Linked DNA regions of Homo sapiens: region 2 is linked to region 1. A link is an interaction called in ENCODE POLR2A ChIA-PET data of the cell type or tissue named here. Cell type or tissue: A673. All regions are shown on one strand. Each heading gives the region's core, and the rest is flanking DNA. Links, peaks and the distances in the headings are about the cores only.

What was found. ChIA-PET counts read pairs that join two places held together with the same protein. Peaks named below come from ENCODE experiments on the same cell type or tissue, not always from the same donor. Only the 100,000 strongest peaks of a DNase experiment are listed, where the experiment ranks them.
Region 2: POLR2A ChIA-PET joins it to region 1 with 5 read pairs; 2 of 35 experiments call an interaction of 5 or more read pairs at or near these places.

The regions. Positions count from the first base shown.
Region 1 is chr6:24,648,741-24,654,127 of GRCh38, reverse strand. TDP2 (tyrosyl-DNA phosphodiesterase 2) reads left to right here. Exons shown (of 7, transcript NM_016614.3): 6 at 975-1,145; 7 at 3,059-4,149. The coding sequence ends at 3,340. Among named protein-coding and RNA genes, the nearest start is that of KIAA0319, 5.2 kb to the right of the region's middle. In A673, for the core only: no CTCF peak of the experiment used is centred there; no DNase peak of the experiment used is centred there.
Region 2 is chr6:24,958,197-24,963,583 of GRCh38, reverse strand. It overlaps a transcript of RIPOR2 not described here. Among named protein-coding and RNA genes, the nearest start is that of RIPOR2, 25 kb to the right of the region's middle. In A673, for the core only: no CTCF peak of the experiment used is centred there; a DNase peak (open chromatin) is centred at 2,483.

The DNA.
Region 1 (5,387 bases), core at 94-5,093:
ATTTTACTCTATGAGACTTACAAAAATGAAAAATAGATCTTGCTCTGATATAGTATATAGATTAGTAAGGGAGAGTGTGTATATAGTAACTAAAACATAAGAAAGGCATAAGTGCCACAGGAGAGGTATAAATGATGTGTGGAAGTTTAGAGAAAGGAGAGATGACTTTTAGCCAGATTGTTTAGTGAGAGTTTTATAGAGGAGATGGTATTTGAAATGAACCCTGAAAAATATGTAAGACATACATATTAAAAAGAGTCCAAGTAGAGAAACCACCATGAGCAAACTTTTGCAAGTTGCAAGAGGTGTACATGTATGAGTATGAATGAGCATTCTATTCAGTTGAGTGTAGGGGCCATGGAGAGGCAAATGTGACAGGTTGAGAAGTAGGTAGGCTCCTGATTATAGAAGAGCATGAATGACCAATATGAAAGAATTAGACTTGATTCTGCAGACACTTAGTATAATGATAGATTGTACATTGTTGGTGTCTTAATTGCAAATGGTAAATGATTCTCATTCATTCAGTTAACTGACTTTTTTGGAATACCTGTATGCCAGGCCCTTAATAATACAGCAATAAATAAGAATCATCTCTGCTTTGCAAATGACTTATGGCTTTGTAGGAGGGAAATAATTGTCCTTTTAATTTAGCCTAGGGGGCTTTGAAACAGTCTGTTCAGCATGCCTTTGGTGTATTGAGGAGGGAGCCGCTGATGGCCTGGGGACACTGGGGAAAGGTTCACAGTGGAGGTGACATCTGGGGGTAGGTCGTGCTTGCTAAACCGTCGTCTTTGGGGACAGGGTTACTGCTTTAATACTTCTTTTGATCCGGAGGGATAGGCATAGTGCTGATTTTACAGTTTCAGTTTAGTAAATATATACCATTTGACAGAACAATCTGCTGATTTTATTATTAAAGTTCAGTATTAATAGTCAGTGGACAGTTTTAATGACTGTTTGTCCTGCTGCAGGTGAACGTGTCAGGAAATGAGCTTTGCCTTATGACATCCCATTTGGAGAGCACCAGAGGGCATGCTGCGGAACGAATGAATCAGTTAAAAATGGTTTTAAAGAAAATGCAAGAGGCTCCAGAGTCAGCTACAGTTATATTTGCAGGAGATACAAATCTAAGGGATCGAGAGGTGAGTGACAAAGTCAGTTTGATGTTTGAGGACAGATTATTGCTATGGAGACTAATTTAGGTTCCTTTGACCAAAGCTGTTAAAACTAGGACCTTTAGTCACTCAAAATGTCTTAAGTGACCTTGCAATTCAGCGAATATTTGTTTAGCCTATGCTGTATGCCTAGGGGAAGAAGGGGCTCTTTTTGGAGGAAAATAAAAATGTGCATGAGAAATAGACAACACTAAACTATATGTGTGTGTGTATATATATATATATAGGATTAGAAAGAAAGGTAGAGAAAATGATTGTAGAAGAGTTTAGAAAAGGTTGTTTCTTTGCAGTATTCCTAGGTGCAATATGAGAACAATGGAAAGATTGGACCGTGATAATTGTTCCTGACTCTCTTTTTTTCTGAGGTTTCCTTTTCTTTTTTCTTTTTTGGCTTTTATTAGCCTTTTTTACCCACTTTTCCTGCCACCACCATGTCCAGATCTCCAGGTCTGAAACAAAGTCTCTTTCTCCCTGCCTATAGCTCAGTTGAGACACAGTGGGATTTTTCAGGACCTTAAAAAATTAAACATGGAATTACTAATGTGATGCATCAATTACACTTCTAGGTGTAAATACCCAAAAGAAGTGAAAGCAGGGATTTGAATGTATTTTGTCTACCCATGGATGTTCACAGCTGTGTTATTCACAGTAGCTAAAAGGTGGAAGCAGCCCAAATATCACTGACAGATGAATAAACAAAATGTGCTATATGTATACAGTGGAATATTATTCACCCTTAAAATGAAGAAACTTTGACACATGCTACAATATGGGCGAATCTTAAAGACATTATGCTGAGTGAATGAAGCCAATCCAAAAAGGAAAAGATACTATATGATTCCTCTTATGAATTTCCTAAACTGGTCAAATTCATAGAGACAGAAAGTAGAATGGTGTTTGCCAGGGACTGGGGGTATAAGGGAATGGTGAATTGGTGTTTAATGGGTACAGAGTTTCAGTTGGGGAAGATTAAAAGGTTCTGGAGATGGATGGTAGTCATGGTTGCACAACTATGTGAATATACTTAATGCTACATCACTGTACACTTAAAAATTGTTAAAATGGCTGGGCACAGTGGCTCATGCCTGTAATCCCAGCACTTTGGGAGGCCGAGGTGGGCAGATCACTTGAGGCCAGGAGTTCGAGACCAGCCTGGCCGGCACGGTGAAACCCCATCTCTACTAAAAATACAGAAATTAGCCGGGCATTGTGGCACATGCCTGTGATCCCAGCTATGCAGAAGGCTGAGGCACTAGAATTGCTTGAACCTGGGAGGTGGAAGTTGCAGTGAACCGAGATTGCACCACTCCATCCTGGGCAACAGAGTGAGACTCCCACCTCAAAAAAAAAAAAAATTGTTAAAATGATAAATCTTGTATTGTGTATATTTTACCGCAAACAATTTTTTTAAATCCTGGAGTGTGAATGAGCAAACAGAATTAATATTATTAATAAACTTCAAATAAAACTGAAGGCAGTTGAAATTTTTGGATCATATGAATGCTATACTTCTGAAGTTGTAGACTAAAGTAGAGTGGCAGTTCTGCCTTCTTTTCACTTGAGTTCAGTTTTTGAAAACAGATAACAGCAGTAACAGGCCATGTATATTCAGCCTTCTAAGTTTTATCTGAAACCCAAAGTTAGGAACCTATTTATGGCAGAAGAGAAGGGGCAAATTCCAAACCCCTCTGGCTGTCTTGATATTTTTATATTACATACCACTATGCAGCATAGTACTTTTTATAATGTATCTCATTGTTTTGCATTTCTGCATTAATAATTTCTTGCACGGTAATAGCAAAAACACCTTTTTTTTTTTTTTTTTAAGTTAGTGGGCAAAAGGCTATGTGTATCTTAGAGAGTATTCTTCTTCTTTTCAGGTTACCAGATGTGGTGGTTTACCCAACAACATTGTGGATGTCTGGGAGTTTTTGGGCAAACCTAAACATTGCCAGTATACATGGGATACACAAATGAACTCTAATCTTGGAATAACTGCTGCTTGTAAACTTCGTTTTGATCGAATATTTTTCAGAGCAGCAGCAGAAGAGGGACACATTATTCCCCGAAGTTTGGACCTTCTTGGATTAGAAAAACTGGACTGTGGTAGATTTCCTAGTGATCACTGGGGTCTTCTGTGCAACTTAGATATAATATTGTAAAATGCTTTTCAAGTGTGGGTTTTGCCCTGATTGTTGCAAATACAATTTCCACCTTCTGGAAAGGTAGGTTTGCTGTGGAGGAAATAATGTACTAGATCATTGTCACAGAAAAACCAACTATGATTTATGGTTGTGTTTTCAGAATTCAACATTAAAGATTAATGTTTATTTAAACGAACACATTCCTGCATTCAGGATGTGAGGCCATTTAATAAAAAGGGCACAAAGCCTGTCAGAGTTTTCAACGGTGCTTATAGCTGCCAGCTGGATTCCAAACAGGTACCACATTGTCTCTGAGCTAATGTTTATATTTTTCCATTCAGGCACCGAAATAGTTAATATTTGAAATAAGTCTTCAAAAGAAAACATAAGAGATTATTGAGTTCTTGGGACTGGATCCTTTATTTCATAAGTTCAGATCATCTTAAATGAAAATGCCATGATTATCTGCAGTTAAGTAGATGACAGCTATTCTACATCAGACTTGATTTTTGTCAGCTAATTACATAATTGGTAAGCTATAATTGAAACCTTATGGCTTAAAATTCCTTAACTCCTTTTTGATTCATGTTTGTAGTCATGTTGTCAACAGAGGCAAAGTTAAGCTTGATGATGGTTAAAATCGGTTTGATAGCACCATGGGACATTTTTCTAACAAAAATAAATGCATGAAGAGACATAGCCTTTTAGTTTTGCTAATTGTGAAATGGAAATGCTTTACAGGAAGTAAATGCAAATTACTTTTAAGTGTGCTTTAAAGAAAAATATTTTCCCCACAAGAGAAATTTAAATAAAGAATTTTATTTGTTTATGGTTTGTTTTAGTATGTTTTTGTGTCCATGATGAGATTAAATTTTTTATCTGCTTCCTGCTTCTGGCTCTACTGCTGCTTCTTCCTCTTTGTGTAGAAGAAAACAGATTTCCATTTGCTTCTCACTCCACCAAGAATTACCAAGAATATATCTGCTTCCTTTGTCTGAAAAAAAGCCAGCGAGAATAATTAGAAGTAATAGAATCTTATTTATATCAGGAGTGCCAAAATTTAAACACCTAAAAAAAGATATTTATATATAATATTCCCTTTGTAGTGACAACGAAAAAGTTTAAATGTTAATCATAATTTTAATCATTAAAAATAAAAAATGAGGGCCGGGTGCAGTGGCTCACACCTGTAATCCCAGCACTTTGGGAGGCTGAGGCGGGTGGATCACGAGGTCAGGAGATCGAGACCATCCTGGCTAACACGGTGAAACCCTGTCTCTACTAAAAATACAAAAAATTAGCCGGACGTGATGGCGAGTGCTTGTAGTCCCAGCTACTCAGGAGGCTGAGGCAGGAGAATGGCACGAACCCAGGAAGCAGAACTTGCAGTGAGCCAAGATCGTGCCACTGCACTCCAGCCTGGGCAACAGAGTGAGACTCCATCTCAAAAATAAAATAAAAAATGAGAATAGATGTTAATAGTAGAGTAGCATACATCATAGAGGTAATACAATAGTACATTTCTGTGGGAAAAGGGTTATTCTGGCATAAATTGCTTTCATTTAGAAGAGCTAAGTTAGAACTTCAGATCACATTGCAAAACATAGATGGGTGAAAGTCTAAATTCTTAAAAAAAAAATACAGTGTAGTATACTAGATTAAATAAAGGATTATCGGCTGGGTGCAGTGGCTCATGCCTGTAATCCCAGCACTTTGGGAGGCCGAGGCAGGTGGATCACCTGAGGTCAGAAGTTCAAGACTCGTCTAGCCAACATGGTGAAACCCCATCTCTACTAAAAATACAAAAATTAGCCAGGCGTGGTGACACGTGCCTGTAATCCAAGCTACTCAGGAGGCTGAGGCAGGAGAATCACTTGACCCTGGGAGGCGGAGGTTGCAGTAAGCCGAGATCGTGCCACTGCACTCCAGCCTGGGCGACAGAGCAAGACTGTCTCAAAAAAAACCACTTTTAGTCTGCTTTCATGAGCAATAGTTATCAATGAATTAACCTACTAATTTGCTATATCTTGAGTTTTTTACTTGGAATTTTTCAAAGTTTTTCCAG
Region 2 (5,387 bases), core at 332-5,331, 310 kb before region 1:
TGTACATATTGGTGTATATGTATATATGTGTACTTATGTACATATATGTGTCCATTTCATGAAGAGCTACATATATACCATTTGTTCTATTCTATTATTTTACACTTGTTCTTAGGTATCATCTAGAGATTTAAGACTATGTCAACATTTTTATAAAAAGAGTGAGCACTAGCTTTTCCTCTTCTAGGTGTGGATTATTTGCCAAATGCAAACCTCTTTGTAGGGGTTCAAAAAGTGGGGTAAACACATGCGACCAGGCATGGTGACTCATGCCTGTAATCCCAGCACTTTGGGAGGCCGAGGCTGGTGGATCACTGAAGGTCAGGAGTTTGAAACCAGCCTGGCCAACATGGTGAAACCCCGTCTCTGCTAAAATTACAAAAAATTAGCTGGGTGTGGTGGTGGGCGCCTGAAACCCCAGCTACTCCAGAGGCTGGAGAATCGCTTGAACCCAGGAGATGGAGGTTGCAGTGAGCCAAGATTGCGCCATTGTATTCCAGCCTGGGAGACAATAGCGAAACTCTGTCTCAAAAAAACAAAAACAAAAAAACACATGCATTCTCTGCTGTGGTTTGCGTAGCCAATCAAAGAAAGGGATAGACACAGGAGAACTAGAGAACCCTGCTCCGGTGGGATTTGCAGTTTTGATTCTCCCTAGCCTGGCCTCCATCAACAAAGATACCTTGAGTCATTCATTTTTCCACTTCCAATCACTGAATCCCAAGTGGAGACCTCAAGCAAATTCACTCTCCAACAATACTTCTAGAGAATTTGAACAGATGTATGCCATTCTTCAAAGAGATTTTCACAAGACTAAGGAAGCCAGGATGAATTTTGTCACCTTTTTATGTATATCAGTGTACAATCTCCTTTTTGCTGTAATGTAGCTCATTTTCAAATGCTATTAAGTGGCTAAAAGCTCAAACCTTACCATACTAAAAAAAAACCATGAAGTTTCTTTTATCCCACCTCTCCTAGACAATACATGTTACCATGAAAACCAAATAAAAAGATGATATATCCATGGCATTAAATACAAGGATAGACTAGTAGATTAAACATTCTTTAATGGAGTGAATATTCTTCTCATAGTAGTGTCTTTTAAACTCATCTCTCCGTTTACATTCCCAATGCACCTGCTCTAGATGCAAGCTTTATTATTGCCTTCTAATTATTCTCCCCGACCTCCAAACTCTCTCCTCCCCAAACCATAATTTATGTCACAGGAAGAATAATCTTCCTAAAATAGCTTTTTACTTATCTCTTCTGTAAGGCCTTGCATGGCCACCCAAAACCTGTAATTTTAAGTCCAAACAACTTGTTCAAGCAGCAAAGCAGTAAATCGAAAAGAATCTCAGTTGCCAGATATTCTTACTTTTCTTAATCTGGTGGTCAAGGTCATCTGTACCCTATACAATCATATCTCCCACTGCAACATCCCTTCACAAACCCACCACCTTACAGCTAGTTAGCACAATGGTTGAAAGCATGGGTTCTGGCGCCAGACTGCCTGAGTATGCATTTGGCTGCTGCTTCTTGCTGGCTGGGAGACTTAGAGTGAGGTGCTTAGCCTCTCTGGACCATACTTTCTTCACATGTGTAATGAGGGTAATAAAAGTACCTGCCTCAGGCTAGCATTTAAAAAATGCTTAGAATAGGCGAGGTGCGGTGGCTCATGCTTATAATCCCAGCACTTTGGGAGGCCAAGACGGGCAGATTACCTGAGGTCAGGAGTTTGAGACCAGCCTGACCAACATGGGAAAACCCCATCTCTACTAAAAATACAAAAAATTAGCCAGGCATGGTGGCAGGTGCCTGTAATCCCAGCTACTCAGGGAGGCTGAGGTAGGAGCATCACTTGAACCTGGGAGGCAGAGGTTGTGAGCTTAGATTGTGCCACTGCACTCCAGCCTGGGTGACAGAGCGAGACTGTCTCAAAAAAAAAAAAAAGCTTAGAATAACAACTGTACCCCAAAGTAAGCACAAAATAAATAGGGATTTTCTTACTTATTGCTTTATCCTTACTGCCTATGACAGCAGCCACCCCATATACAAGGAAAGTGAGGCTTGGAGAGGTTAAGTGACTTGCCCCAGAGCACAGAATTCCAGGCTACATGTTTGACTTCAGAGCCACCCAAGGAGCACCATATTACACTGTATGCATCAACCCCTGGCTTTTCACAAGCTAGGGACTTCTTAGGTGTTGCTCAAATTGTTTACTAAAATATCTTGAACATGCTAGCACCAGTCCCTTTTCACACAATGTTCCCCCAACCTGGAATACTCCCTTCTCCAACAAGTATCCCCCCGATGTCTTATCAGTTCAAACTGTTCCACAGTGTTCTCTTCCTCTTCTTAATATTTATGGCACTTTAACAGCCTATAAAACTCACTGGCACTGGTCATATCCTGTCTTGTATCATAACTTGTCTTTTTTATGTGGCTTGTTTTGCCAACAAGACTGTAAATTTACTGAGGATGGTGGTGTTTGCCTTATGGTTCTTTGTGTTCTCAGCGGGGTCCAGCATGGCACCTTGCCCAGAGCCGACTCTCCTCAAATTGTTGCTCAGTGATAAGTAGGAGCAAAAGCAGCTAGAAATGGACAAAGTATCCCTTGATTTCCACCAACACCCGTTTTTCTGCTGTAGCACATTCCACCCCTCACTCGTATGACTGGGGAGAGTCTTGGGGGCTGGAGGTTAATAACATGTGCTGTGGTTGGAAGGTTTGTGTCCTCTCCAAAATTCGTGTTGAGGCCAGGCACAGTGGCTCATGCCTGTAAATCTAGCACTTTGGGAGGCCAAGGCAGGTGGATCACTTGAGCCTGGGAGTTTGAGATGAGCCTGGGCAACATGGAGAAACCCCATCTCTACAAAAAATGGAAAAATTAGCCAGGTGCACTACAGGTGCATGCCTGTAGTCTCAGCTGCTGGGGAGGCTGAGGTGGGAGGATCAACTGCACCAGGGGAGGTCAAGGCTGCAGTGAGCTGAGATTGCACCACTGCTCTCCAGCCTGGGTGACAGAGTGAGACCTGGTCTCAAAAAAACAAACAAACAAAAAATTCAAAACTTATGTTGAAGCTCAATCCCCAGTGCAGCAGTGTTAGGAAGTGGGGCCTTTAGGTAGTGATTAGGTGATTAGACCATGAGGGCTGGATACTCATGGATGAGACTAGTGCCTTATAAAAGGGCTGGAGAGAATTAGCCTAGGCCCTTCCATCCCTTCTCCATGTGAGGACACAGCATTGAAGGCGCCATCTTGGAAGCAGAGACCAGGCCCTCAGCAGACACCTAAACTGCTGGTGCCTTGACCTTGGACTTCCCAGCCTCCAGAACTGTGAGAAGTACATTTCTATAATTTATAAATTACCCAGTCTCAGGATTTTGTTGTAGCAATACAAACAGACAACAACATGCATCCTCCATACCCTTTTTGGTGTCTGTTCCATACCTGGTTTTTACAGTGTAGAGGAAGTAACTAAAAATGAACTAACTGTATTCTCTTCTGGAGGTCCAAGAATGCCTAGAGGGACAACCTTTTTTCTCCCTGAACTTGTAACACGTTTAGACTTAGAGAAGGAGGTAAACAAAAGAAAATTAAAACATCACCTGTGTTATAGGAAATTTAGACACATTTTTAATGTAGATAAAAACCAGGTTGGAGAGTGTGGCTTAGGTCTGTTGGCCAAAAGGTGGCATAACATTGACCCCCCAGAATTAGTGTTTGTTTCCCACCAAGTCATAAGCAGCACAAGACAGCCACAGACCTTCCCCGTGGAGTTTTGCCCCAATACAGTTTAGTGTGTGGAGAAACAGAGGACATGCCGGCAGTTGGTTACAAAGAGGAGAGAAAAAGGCTAATTGGGGTATGCTCATGGCCTTCTTCCAAAATTTACCAAGCAGTTAGTTTGCTTTTAGCTGAGGAGGATGAATGAGGGAGTGATGAGGACAGAAGCATTTATCTAATGTGTGTTCCTCCATGTGGAAATATAAAATCAAGGAGAGAGAGAGTCCCCACAACAGCCTGCAGCTGTCTTTACCCATTGGGTTTCAGCACTACATCCGTGGTTAACCAGAAGTGAGGCCACCCTCCTGGGAAAAAAGGTCAGCAGTCTATTAAAGCAATCTTTCCTACTTTCATGAGACCATTCCTCCATTACCAGCCCTTTTCCTGTGTGGATCCTCCTAGGACCTGTCATGGACATCACAGATTTTGCTCTCAGAAAATTCTGAAATGAAACAGTGCATTAATTACATTAACTCCAAGGCTACCAGTTATGAGTTGAATTTTGTCCCCATAAAAAGATATGTTGAAGTCCTAACCTTTGGTACCTCAGAATGTGACTTCCTTTGGAAACAGGATCATTGCAGATGTAATTAGTTAAAATGAAATTATACAGGAATAGGGTGGGCCCCTAAGAAGACACAGAGATGCAGGGAGAATGCCATGTGAAGATGGAAGCAGAAGGGCCACGTGCAGTGGCTCATGCCTGTAATCCCAGAAGTTTGTAAGATCAAAGCTGGAGGATGGCTTGAGCTCAGGAGTTCAAGGCTGCAGTGAGCTATGATTGGCCACTCCACTCCAGCCTGGGCGACAGGGTGAGACCCTGTCTCCAAAAAAAAAAGAAAATGTAGAGCTTGGAGTGGTGCATCTACAAACCAAGGAACACCAAGGATTGACGGCCATTTCCAGAAGCTAAGACAGAGGAGGCATGGAAGGGATTTTCTCTCAGAGTCCTTGGATGACCCCCACCCTCCTCACACCGTGATTCCAGACCTCCAGCCTCCAGAACTGTGAGACAATAAATTTCTATTGGTTTCAGCCACCCAGTTTGTGGTACTTTGTTACAACAGTCCTAGAAAATGAATAAACCATCGTATACCCAAGAGTGAAAGTTCACTCTGTTTCTCACCCCAAATTATAGGCAGACATGTTTCCAGTGTAGCTCATCAAACATCAAAGAGATAACACATCATTGGGTGTTGATTATACGTCTCAGGAATAATAATTAATTTTAATAGCAAAATTCTAAGAAATCTTTCATTTCTTCTAAGTGTTTATTCTCCCCCTCTCATGCTAAAATAAGGAGTTAATGCGCTGGGAAGTAACTAAGTAAAAAATGTGTTGAAGAAATAGAAATGTGTTTATTTTGATTTTCAGAGAGGTTTATTTTAACTTCCATTTTAAATTTAGGTTGCCTTTGTGAGAAGGCTAAAAATAGATCTAATGGATATTAATATTGTGTTAAATTAATTTTGAGTATCAGAATCCATCCTTCCTTAGATCATTTTCAATTAAGGTGCATATGCAAATTCTGCTTTGCACATGTCAACATTATTTAGTAGATGCATTTGTACATATGACCATACTACACTATAATAACCAT